2 separate regions of the Mus musculus genome follow, and region 1 is linked to region 2. Evidence: chromatin contacts called from ENCODE Hi-C or POLR2A ChIA-PET data. All regions are on one chromosome and are shown on one strand. Each heading gives the region's core, a stretch centred on a gene start or an enhancer-like site at or near the end of the contact. The rest is flanking DNA. Distances are from core to core; before and after follow the strand shown.

Evidence for each region. A loop is a pair of places that touch in the nucleus more often than their neighbours do. ChIA-PET counts read pairs that join two places held with the same protein, here RNA polymerase II (POLR2A).
Region 1: a map of left cerebral cortex shows a loop between it and region 2 (2.4-fold over the local background). The contact joins the promoter of Zdhhc4 here to the promoter of Usp42 in region 2. A Hi-C loop is called at or near these places in 1 of 37 maps with a recorded cell type or tissue (left cerebral cortex). POLR2A ChIA-PET finds 5 or more read pairs at or near these places in 1 of 5 experiments (embryonic stem cell).

The regions. Positions count from the first base shown.
Region 1 is chr5:143,326,541-143,331,028 of GRCm38, forward strand. Zdhhc4 (zinc finger, DHHC domain containing 4) reads right to left here and starts at 2,698. Exons shown (of 8, transcript NM_028379.5): 1 at 2,626-2,698; 2 at 1,851-2,030. It overlaps 0610040B10Rik (RIKEN cDNA 0610040B10 gene), which reads left to right and starts at 2,768. Exons shown (of 2, transcript NR_027874.1): 1 at 2,768-2,813.
Region 2 is chr5:143,729,339-143,734,495 of GRCm38, forward strand. Usp42 (ubiquitin specific peptidase 42) reads right to left here and starts at 2,942. Exons shown (of 18, transcript NM_029749.2): 1 at 2,825-2,942. It overlaps Gm38737 (a long non-coding RNA gene), which reads left to right and starts at 3,117. Exons shown (of 3, transcript XR_868672.3): 1 at 3,117-4,514.

The DNA of each region.
Region 1 (4,488 bases), core at 1,448-3,947, 400 kb before region 2:
AGCACACAGTGTGTGTGTGTGTGTGTGTGTATGTGTGTGTGTGTGTGTGTGACAACTTTTAAGAGTTGTTTCTCTCCTTCCACCGTATGAGTCCTGGGGTTCGAACACAGGTTCTTCAGGCACGGCAGCCGACGCCCTTCCCCAGTGAGACATCTCACTAGCACAGGGGCTTGGCTATTATTTTGTTGTTATATGACATAAGGTCTCACAACATAGAGCAAGCTGGCCTCAATAGAGATCCACCTGACTCTGCATCACAAGTACCAGGATTAAAGGTGTGTGTAACCATGCCCAGACTTACTTTTTTTTTTTTTTAAAAGATTCACTTATCCATTACATGTAAGTACACTGTAGCTGTCTTCAGACACTCCAGAAGAGGGAGTCAGATCTTGTTACAGATGGTTGTGAGCCACCATGTGGTTGCTGGGATTTGAACTCTGGACCTTTGGAAGAGCAGTCGGGTGCTCTTACCCACTGAGCCATCTCACCAGCCCCCAGACTTACTTTTAGTTTCTGAGAATTTGTGTGTGTGTGTGTTGATATATACCCTAAGGTGTATGTGGCAGTCAGAAGACAACCTCTGGTGTTAGTCCTCACCCTCCACCTTGTTTGAGACAGGGTTTCTTGCTTGCTCTCCATGGTGTCCACCAGGCTAGCTGGCCTGTGTGTTTCTGAGGACTCTCCCAGTTCACAGTGGGAAAACTGGGATTACATAGGCACATACTGCTACATCAGGCTTCGACATATGTTCTGGAGATTTGAACTCTGGTCTTCACACTTGCAAGACAAGTACTTCGCTAAGCTAGCTCTCCATACAAAGTATTGGTCAAGACAACCTCAAGTCTAGTGGGTTCCTTCCCACCCCACCCCCATCAATATTGAGAATTGAACCTAGGACTTCATGTCACGTATGCTGGGCAAGCAATCTATAAGATAGCCACCACCCCAGCCCCTTACCACAGCTTGTATGATGTGCTCCCTCTCTGAACCTATCCTCTCTGAACCTATAGCTCACAAGCTCAGCTAGACTGACTGGCCAGCAAGCCCAACAGAGCCTACTGTCCCCCTCCCCCATGCTGGACTGTAGATCTGCACTGCCAAACCAGAAGCATAGATAGACCTTTACATTAGGATTTGTAACAGAAGCAAAATCACACGTGTGAAGTAGCAAGGAAAGTAACTTTATGGCCGAGGGTCCCCACAACATGAAGAACTGTATTAAGAGGTCACAGCATTAGGAAGACTGAGAGCCTCTGGGATCTGTAGCTCGGACCTGGAGCTCAACGTTTTGTGGCGAGGCTGACATGCATTAAAGCACACTCACGTTGGTGCTGGGGATCCAAGCTCAGGACTTTGTGCTTGCACAGCAAGCACCCTCACTCACCGAGCGAGCTCCCAGCCCACCAACCCCTTGTTTTTTGAGACAGGATCTGACTATGCAGGCCAGGCTAGTTTGGAACTCAGAATTCTCCTGTCTCAGCTTTCAAAGGGTTGGGATTCCAGAAGTGCACCACCACACCCAGCAATACACCCTTTTACATCTTTAAATATTCACATGGATACTGATAAAGTCCTGCAAAAGAACCTGCGCCGACCTCATCAGAATGAGCAACTCCTAGAGGTAGTCAGGGTCCCACACCCAAACTTGGGCATATTTAACAGGTCAGTGGTCATGATGTCACCCATCACCCTCCAGACCAGAATGATGAAATATAAAAAGCCCGTGTTAAGAAACTGGGAACACTGACATTGGCTTTACGAGGCAGGATTCTGGACCAAAATTCCAACGCAGAGAATCAAAACAGAAACTATTAACAAAAAGGAAACAAACAAAAAAATGCCATTCTCACAAGGTAACAGGGCTCCGGTCTACATATTTCTCTAGGTCGGACACTTCCAGCGGCACCTTTTGCGTTCATTTCCCTTTGCCACATCCAAGGAGAATTCAGATAGCAGCTCCGCTTGGGCAGCGCCGTGAATTTGGCACGCGCAAAACTGGCGACATGGTTGTTCCAGGAGGCTGGAACCGGCTGCGGAGACAATCAAACGCAACACTTACATACTGCTGAATAAGTCTCCATGGCAGAGTGCACTGTGAAAGGCATTCAGAAGTAGAGGATGCTGTACCGCTGCTGACCTGGGAAGAAAACTTCAAAGTCCACTAGTTTGGGGGTCTATCATCCCTCTAGCTGTCACTGTCACTGTCACTACGCCTATCACTGAGGCGCCCACACCGGGGTCCAGACGCATGGTGAGGTTGTCCACATGGGGTAGGGCCCCAGTCGTTTCCCTTTGCTGGACACTTTCCGGGTACATTATTCAAGGCCCTTGCATGCTTGAGGTCACAGAATCTGCAGCTGCGGGGAACCAGGGAAGGGCAGTGGTGAATGGAGCCCATCCCACAACCAGATCCCGGACGCATCAGGCTCAGAGGAGACAAGGGAGGCTCGGAAGCAGGCTGGGAGACGGCAACTACGTCCGGAGCCCGGACAACGACTGGAAGAGGAGGGGACACAGCGAGCGGGATGCAGGGGGCTCGGAGAGGACTGTGCTCTCACTCAAACACGGGGTCCCGACGGCCGCCGCCCAGCCGGGGTGTCACAGAGCCTTCCGGAGCCGCCTTACCCCAAACCGGGCCAACCGTCCGCCGCTGCCGGCGGACCCCAGCGGAGCGCTCCCCAAGACTTCCGGCGCGTCCATGGCGTCATCAGTGCCCGCGACGGAGGCGACTTCCGACGGAAAAAGTAGCGGGAGGCCGGAAATTATTGTCTTTGGCCTCTGGTTCTGCGAGCCGATTGTGTTTTCGTACCGTCGTAGGTTTTCTTTCTCTTTTCTTTTTCTCTTAACGTTTGTCTTTCTCCCTCCCTCGTCCTCTGCTCTCTCTTCCTTCGCACTTTTATTATTACTTGACAATTTACTGCCTATGTACGAGTCCTTCGTTCTCCCAACCCCGTCCCATTTTCGTGGCCTTGATTTGATTCTTGTGGGTGTGTTTGCTTGTTGTGATCCGCTGAGTGTAATTCTGATTTCTTGTATGTGCGTAGATTTAAAAAGCTATTTTCTTTTTCTTCTTTAAAAAAAAAAAAAGATTTGTTTTATTTATTTTATGTGAGTCCAATGTCGCTGTCTCCAGACACACCAGAAGAGGGCATCAAATCCCATTACAGATGGTTGTGAGCCACCATATGGTTGGGGGGATTTGAACTCAGGACCTCTGGAAGAGCAGTCAGTGCTCTTAACCGCTGAGCCATCTCTCCAGCCCTAGCTATTTTCTTTTTAAGAATTTCTTTCCAAAATATGATCTCAGCTAGGCATAGTGGCCCATGACTTTATTCACCGCCCTAAGGAAACAGAGGCAGGTCTCTCTGAGTCAGAGGTCAGCCTTGTTTACATGAGTTCCGGGACAGGCAGGGCTACATAGCTAGACCTTTTCTAAAACAAAACAAAACAAATGAGCAAACAAAATTAAAGTCCCACCAAATTATACCAGGCTGGCCTTGGGCTTTTGAACCTCCTGTCTCAGCCTAACTTTGGTTGGGATGGCAGGCACACCTAACACAGGAACTGGAATTTTCGAGCACTTTTGACAGAATATGAAGGCTGTCTTGGGTCGGTGCAGGAGAACTGCTGGACTGTGCCGAGCCTTTGCATGTCCTGGCGGGAACTCAGCAGTAACCCTTGACCACCCAGCAGGTACCTAGACAGGGACACCTGTGTCTTCCTGGCAGACACACCACTGGGCCCTGTCCCAACAGTCCCAGCATGTTCCACTGCAGGGGTCACAGTATGTCCCCCTGTGAGTCAGGTTCTGCTGACCGCATGCCCCTACTCCTGCCATCTCTGTGCACAGCTTTAACGTCCTCCCTGTGGGGAGCAGTGACTAGTGTTTTATCCCTGAGGATAAAAAGGCTGTTTTGATAATGGGCAGGCTTGGCTTGAGAGGAGCTGCTGCTAAACATAGCACTGAGAAGGTTCCTGGAGGGGATGGGGGTGCTGCTTTGTCTGAGTGCCCCCCAGGTCCTCCGAGAACTATTCTTGACGCCTCTGAAAAACAGGTTCCCTTTGAGGAAAAAAATGTCTGATCTCTAAGCATTAGCCTCAAAGCTCCCCTCTCCTGTTTGCTTTGCTTCCTACCCCAGCTTCTCATTTCTTTTTCCTTTTAGAAAAAAAAAAAAAAGAAAAGAAAGAAAACAACTACCTTTCTGAATGTATTGTATCCAAGGCCTTTGCAATGTTGGGAGCAGAGTGAGCAGGTGTGGGGAGTCCTGAAAGACTGGTTACATTACGGAGGTCATCTGGCATCCAGAGAAAGCTACTGCTTCATCAAGCAGTTCTCCACCCTGCTGTAATTAAATACCTTGAATTTTCTTTCTTTCCCCCATGTAAATGAAGGACTTCGTGGTCTTCTCTAAAAGTTTCTGTTCTGACTAACTTTGATTCTCGGTTCCGTCATCCATTTCATCTTGTGTTCTGTTGCCTTTGGTTATA
Region 2 (5,157 bases), core at 1,692-4,191:
CTATTCTTCACATGTTCTCCATCTCCTACCTCTGCTTAGTTAACACTTCCCCTGTCAGGGTTAGAACTCATTCCTCTACAATGCTTTTTAGAAACCCATCCTAAAGGGTTTCCTTGACAACACCTTTCACCCCAAGATTGGGTAAGAAACCAATCCTAAAAAGTCCTTGTGCTGATCTCCATGGTAGCATGTAGTAAAAACTTAACTCCACCCTACCTGGTATGGGGGAAGCTTTCCAAACATGTGTTCAACAAATGAATGAAATCGTGCAAACAGGAAGTTACTAGTGTTTGCTTGTAGCACCAGCTTGTGCTTAGGGATTTATATATGGCATCTCATTTAATTCTTTAAAACCTCTGAATTAAAGGGAGTACCTCTAAAACTTGGCCTTTAAAAAGTTCACCCCTTTTAAAGTACAAAGGGTAATAAAATCCTTGTGTACTTCAGTGAACAGATGTCCCCATGTTGGTGCTTACAGTCAAGTTGTTCCTTAAAAGTTTCAACCTTCTTGTTTACAATTTTTAATTCAAGTGAAGTTACAACCTTAACAATGTAGGGGCAGTTACATAAAATCAGAAAGTCAATAACTTGAATACTTAATCAAATGAAGATAAATCACCTTCAGTCACAAGAAAATTTGGGCCTACTAGCCAAATAAAGTTTATATATTTCTCATGCTACAGGCAAAAGAAATTCTATATACACATACAGACACACACACGTGCACACACACACAGTGTATTGATGGAAAAAAAGGAACAGGAGGGAGAGTTAGGGGAAGGAGACAAAACTCCGTAATAAGGAAAGGCTAGTCTATCCTTACTTAAAATAACATTTATAGTAAAACCCCTTGATTTTCCTGGGACAAGCAACCTTTCCATACAATGATTAACAACCAACCAAACAAAACACCGTACTCATTCTAGCAAAGATGCTGTGATAGGCTTAGGAGATAAATATTAAGGAAAACACAACTCAAGTCATCAGAAATATGTCATTGTTTTGATTCTGGCAAGAATAACAGAACCCATCTATCTTCTTCACTTGGATATTCAGCCAATGAATATCACCTTAAAGTCACCAGGGATCAAACTAAACTCCACCTATAAGAGCCAACCTTTCTTAAAACCCAGCTATATTGTGTAAGACAGGTTCATATGGCTCCTGTTTTTAGTCTAAGTGAAGCGTCTGACAGTTAGTGTTCAAAACGGCCTGTGAATGGTAACTACTTACTCAAAGCCCAGCCAGTCCCAACACCTTTTCATGATATACAAAGTTACAACAGTCCATTTTGAAACCTGACCAGGGACCAAAGCTGAATAAATGTGCAAGACTAATTACTTGCTTAGGTCTCTTTTACGATAAGTAAATGCCAGGCTACATTTATCTTTCTCATTTTAAGAAAGAATATCACTATGTACACATTGTGTCCCCCCACATACACTGAAGAAATAAGGTCAACGCATTAAAAAAAACCTGTTATGCGAACTCTTCATAAACAGTATTATACAAGTTCTGGTAACATTTCAGTTTTAAGAAACTTTAAAAAAAGACACCACTTGGTTTTTAATTGTATTTTGGTAAACAGAATGATTAGCCGTAAAACTCTGCAAACCAAGTACTTACTGTAGTCTTGAATCAATGATTACAGAAAAGAAAGTGAAACTGTCCCTGAGTAAAAACAAATAAGTGTAACTCATTATTCACAGACCTAAGCATCTGAATGAGTGACATGGTAAAAGCAGAACGTTTAAAATGCATGCTTTGAAGAAAAGTTCTCCTCCATAAACAGCTGTGCGAACCTGGATCCGGTTGTTACTTTGTAAAAGGGGCGTTAACTAGTTTCCCCGACACTTTTTGTTACTTGAGTGTATTTACTTGAAAGAACCACAAACAAGCAAGTCCTAAGGCCTTCAGATATAAAAGAGCTATTCAACAAAAGTAATCTCAACTGTATTCTAGGGAGGTTAAAGTCCTAGATTGTAAAACTTTGGTCCCGTCAAATTTTCATTTCAAACATCTGAATCTGATCCCTCCCACCCGCCCTTTCCTCCAGGTAAGTTGGTTCTCTGTGCCCCAAAAGATAAAGAGCCTGGGGGAGGAAGGCACACTCGCTTTTTCGGAGGGGAAAGAGCTACGGGGCTCCTCCCCCCCACCCCAACACCCCCGGCTGTCCGCCTCTCTTGCGGGTGTCCGCTCCGCTACGGCGTGGGCAACTCGGGTGTTCTGCTGAGGAGCCTAGTGGACTGCGCCCGGGTGGGAAAGTTTGTCGGGGTGGGGTGGGGGCGGGGAGGCCAGCCCGGAGCTCCGAGGGGCGCCCTGGAGCCGGAGGTGGCAGCCACGCGGGGGGGCGGCGGGCGGGCCCCGGACGCCGGCTACGCCGGCTACACTGTCCCGGCGTGCACACGCCCACCCCGGCAGCTCCAAACGCGCCGGGCGGCCCGGTAGCTGCCGGCCGCCCGAGCAGCGGACCGAGGGGGCGGGCTGGGGCCGGTGGGGGTGGGAGCGCTGTGGCCATGGCAACCAGGGGGGTCCGGCCCTTCCGTGCAACCCCGGCGCTGCCTTCGCTGCGAGCCCGCCCGCCGTGGCCACCGCCTCCTGCTCTGCGGGCCTGGCCCGGCCGGGCGGCGGCAGCGCCAGTCCCGCAGCCGTGGGGTCCCCGGGCCGCCCGGCGGCTGTAGAGGGGGCGGCGGGCGAGGGGCCGCGCTAGTCCCGGCGGGCCGCGGCCGGCTGAAGGCGGCGGGGCGGCTGAGGCCGCGAACCAGGGACACGCGGCCCGGCCCCACGCCGGCCTGCAGCGGGCGGGAAGGAGGCGGGAGCTTACCTGACCCGGCTCGGCACTCGCTCCATCCCCCTCGGCCGCCGCCGCCGCCGCCGCCGCACACAGCCCAGCCGCCCGGCGGGGGACAATGACGTGCCTCCATCCGGGCACCGCCGCCGCCGCCTCCGGGTCAGCGCCGCACCCGCAGCTTGCCGGCCGGGCCGCCAGGGGGCGCACCAGGGCCGCGCCCGCACGCGCCGCCGCCACGGCCTCCGCCGCCCAGGGGCCGTCGCGCAAGAGGCGCGGCGCGCAGCTAACGGGCCGGGCAAACGCGGGAGGGGCCGTCGCCCAAGGGCGGCGGGGCGCGGGCTGGCCTCACGCGTCAGCTAAGCGCCGGGCTCCGCCGGAGAAAGCACACTGATTGGTCCGACGCCCTGATTGGCGGGATGCACTGATTGGCTGGGTGTCCGGCAGCAGGGCGGGGAGGGGCCGCTTCCGTTCAGAGTTCCCGGAGTGGCCCGGGTTGGGGCCCTAAAGCCAGTACACCTGAGCTCCCATCCCGGGAGACTCATGCCTCTCCTACGCGTGGCCCTGCGGACTACGGTGGCGAGGCCACTGGGCTCTGCGATCCACGGGCCCTCACCGCGATGGGGCCTCCGCTGTCTCTACCTTACGTAGCCCTGCCAGGCTAAAGAGCAGACCATGCACCCCCCTCAACGTCTCACTTCAAGTCTTAGCTCTCCAGATTGAGGCAACTGCGCCCCAGTCCTACAGTCATGCTTCTTGTTACTTCCTGGATCCTGAGGCTGGACAAAGTAGTTCATCCTTGTATTCTCTCCCCTCCAGCGCCTGCCTGTGGTACCCATTTAGTACACACCCCTGAAGAGCATTCACTGCTGATCAAAACCTTTCACCCCCTAGACCACCAGTTCACTACACCCTACTGACCTAAAGAGCTGTGGTCCTGCCCACCACCCACTTGCCTTCTCTCTCACTAAGCCTAGTCTAACTGACTCCTCCAGCACTCCACTCTGGTTTCACTATACTCTTGTGGACACAGTTTTTTGTTTTATTTTAAAACACAGATCAGAAGAAGAAGCTAAGCTCTTTAGCTTGGGCATTAAAAGTCCCATTTTAATGATTCCCAGTACAGGTGAGTCTGAGACAGGAGAATCACAAGTTTGAAGACACCCTGTGCTACAGAAGGACTCCCAGTCTCAAAACAAAACACCCAACTCCATATTTCCTTTTTCCTTTCATTTATTCCAGCCACAGCATGCTATGTTAAGCTTTTAACATTATAAAGAGGTCAGGAGCCTATACCTACTCATGCTACCAACTTCATTACAGTCCCTATAGGTTGGCTATAAAATGTCTATTGAGTATTTGGAGCAAAAAACTCAAGTACTTTGAGGAATTAAAAAGGAGAAAGAGAATCCTAGTTGCTCACATTTCAGCATCTCCTGTCAAAATTAACACCACAACTTTTTTCTTTACAAAAAATGGTTATGGAATTTCACCACTGTAGACCATTATTAAGAGATTTGCAAAAGGTAAAATAACCCATGTCTGTGATCCTAGAATTCAGCAGCTTAGGCAGAAGGATTGCCATGAGTTCAAGCCAGCCTGGACTACAGAGTAAAATCCTGTCTGTAATCCAGGTCAGCCAAGACTATAGACTGAGACCCCATCTCAAGGAAAATGACCAATTTGTGCGACTAGAACTACCTGCTCAGTACTTTGCCTTTTCCAGGTAATTAAATTCAAATGCTGAGGAACTGAGGGACTAGTTATCTAGCTAAACGTTATGGTATTTCAGAACACTTCCCTTTGAGGTCCCAGAAGTTTACCCCGCCCCTGTTGGGATTTATTAAGAATGGGGTTTGGTGTTTGTTTTTAGAGGCAGGGTCTTATTCTGTATAATGGCTTTAAACTCTACAACCTCTGCCTCAATCTGCAAGTGCTGGGCTTACAGATTTAAATGAGGGAAGAAAGAGAATTTGGCCCCAGTGGACAAAACATTCTCAAATGGCCCTCACTTCTGCTTTGATTTTACACAAAGTTTGATGTTCTTTAATTCAGGTCACCTTAACAATTTGACTATAAAAGCATTTTGTGTGTGTGTGTGCGTGTGTGTGATATGTCTGAGTGTGTGTATGTCAAAAACAGGTCAACATCAAGTGGTTTTTTTTTTCAACTGCTACCATATTTGTGTAGTATGTGTATGGACACACTTGCAGGTGTGCATGCTCATTAGGAAGTCAACTGTTAATAGCTCTCATATTTCCTCTGTGTGTGTGTGTGTGTGTGTGTGTGTATGTGTGTGTGTAGAACAGAGGTTAACATTTGGCATCTTCGTGTGTCACACTGAACTGAGAGCTTGGTTAGATGGCATC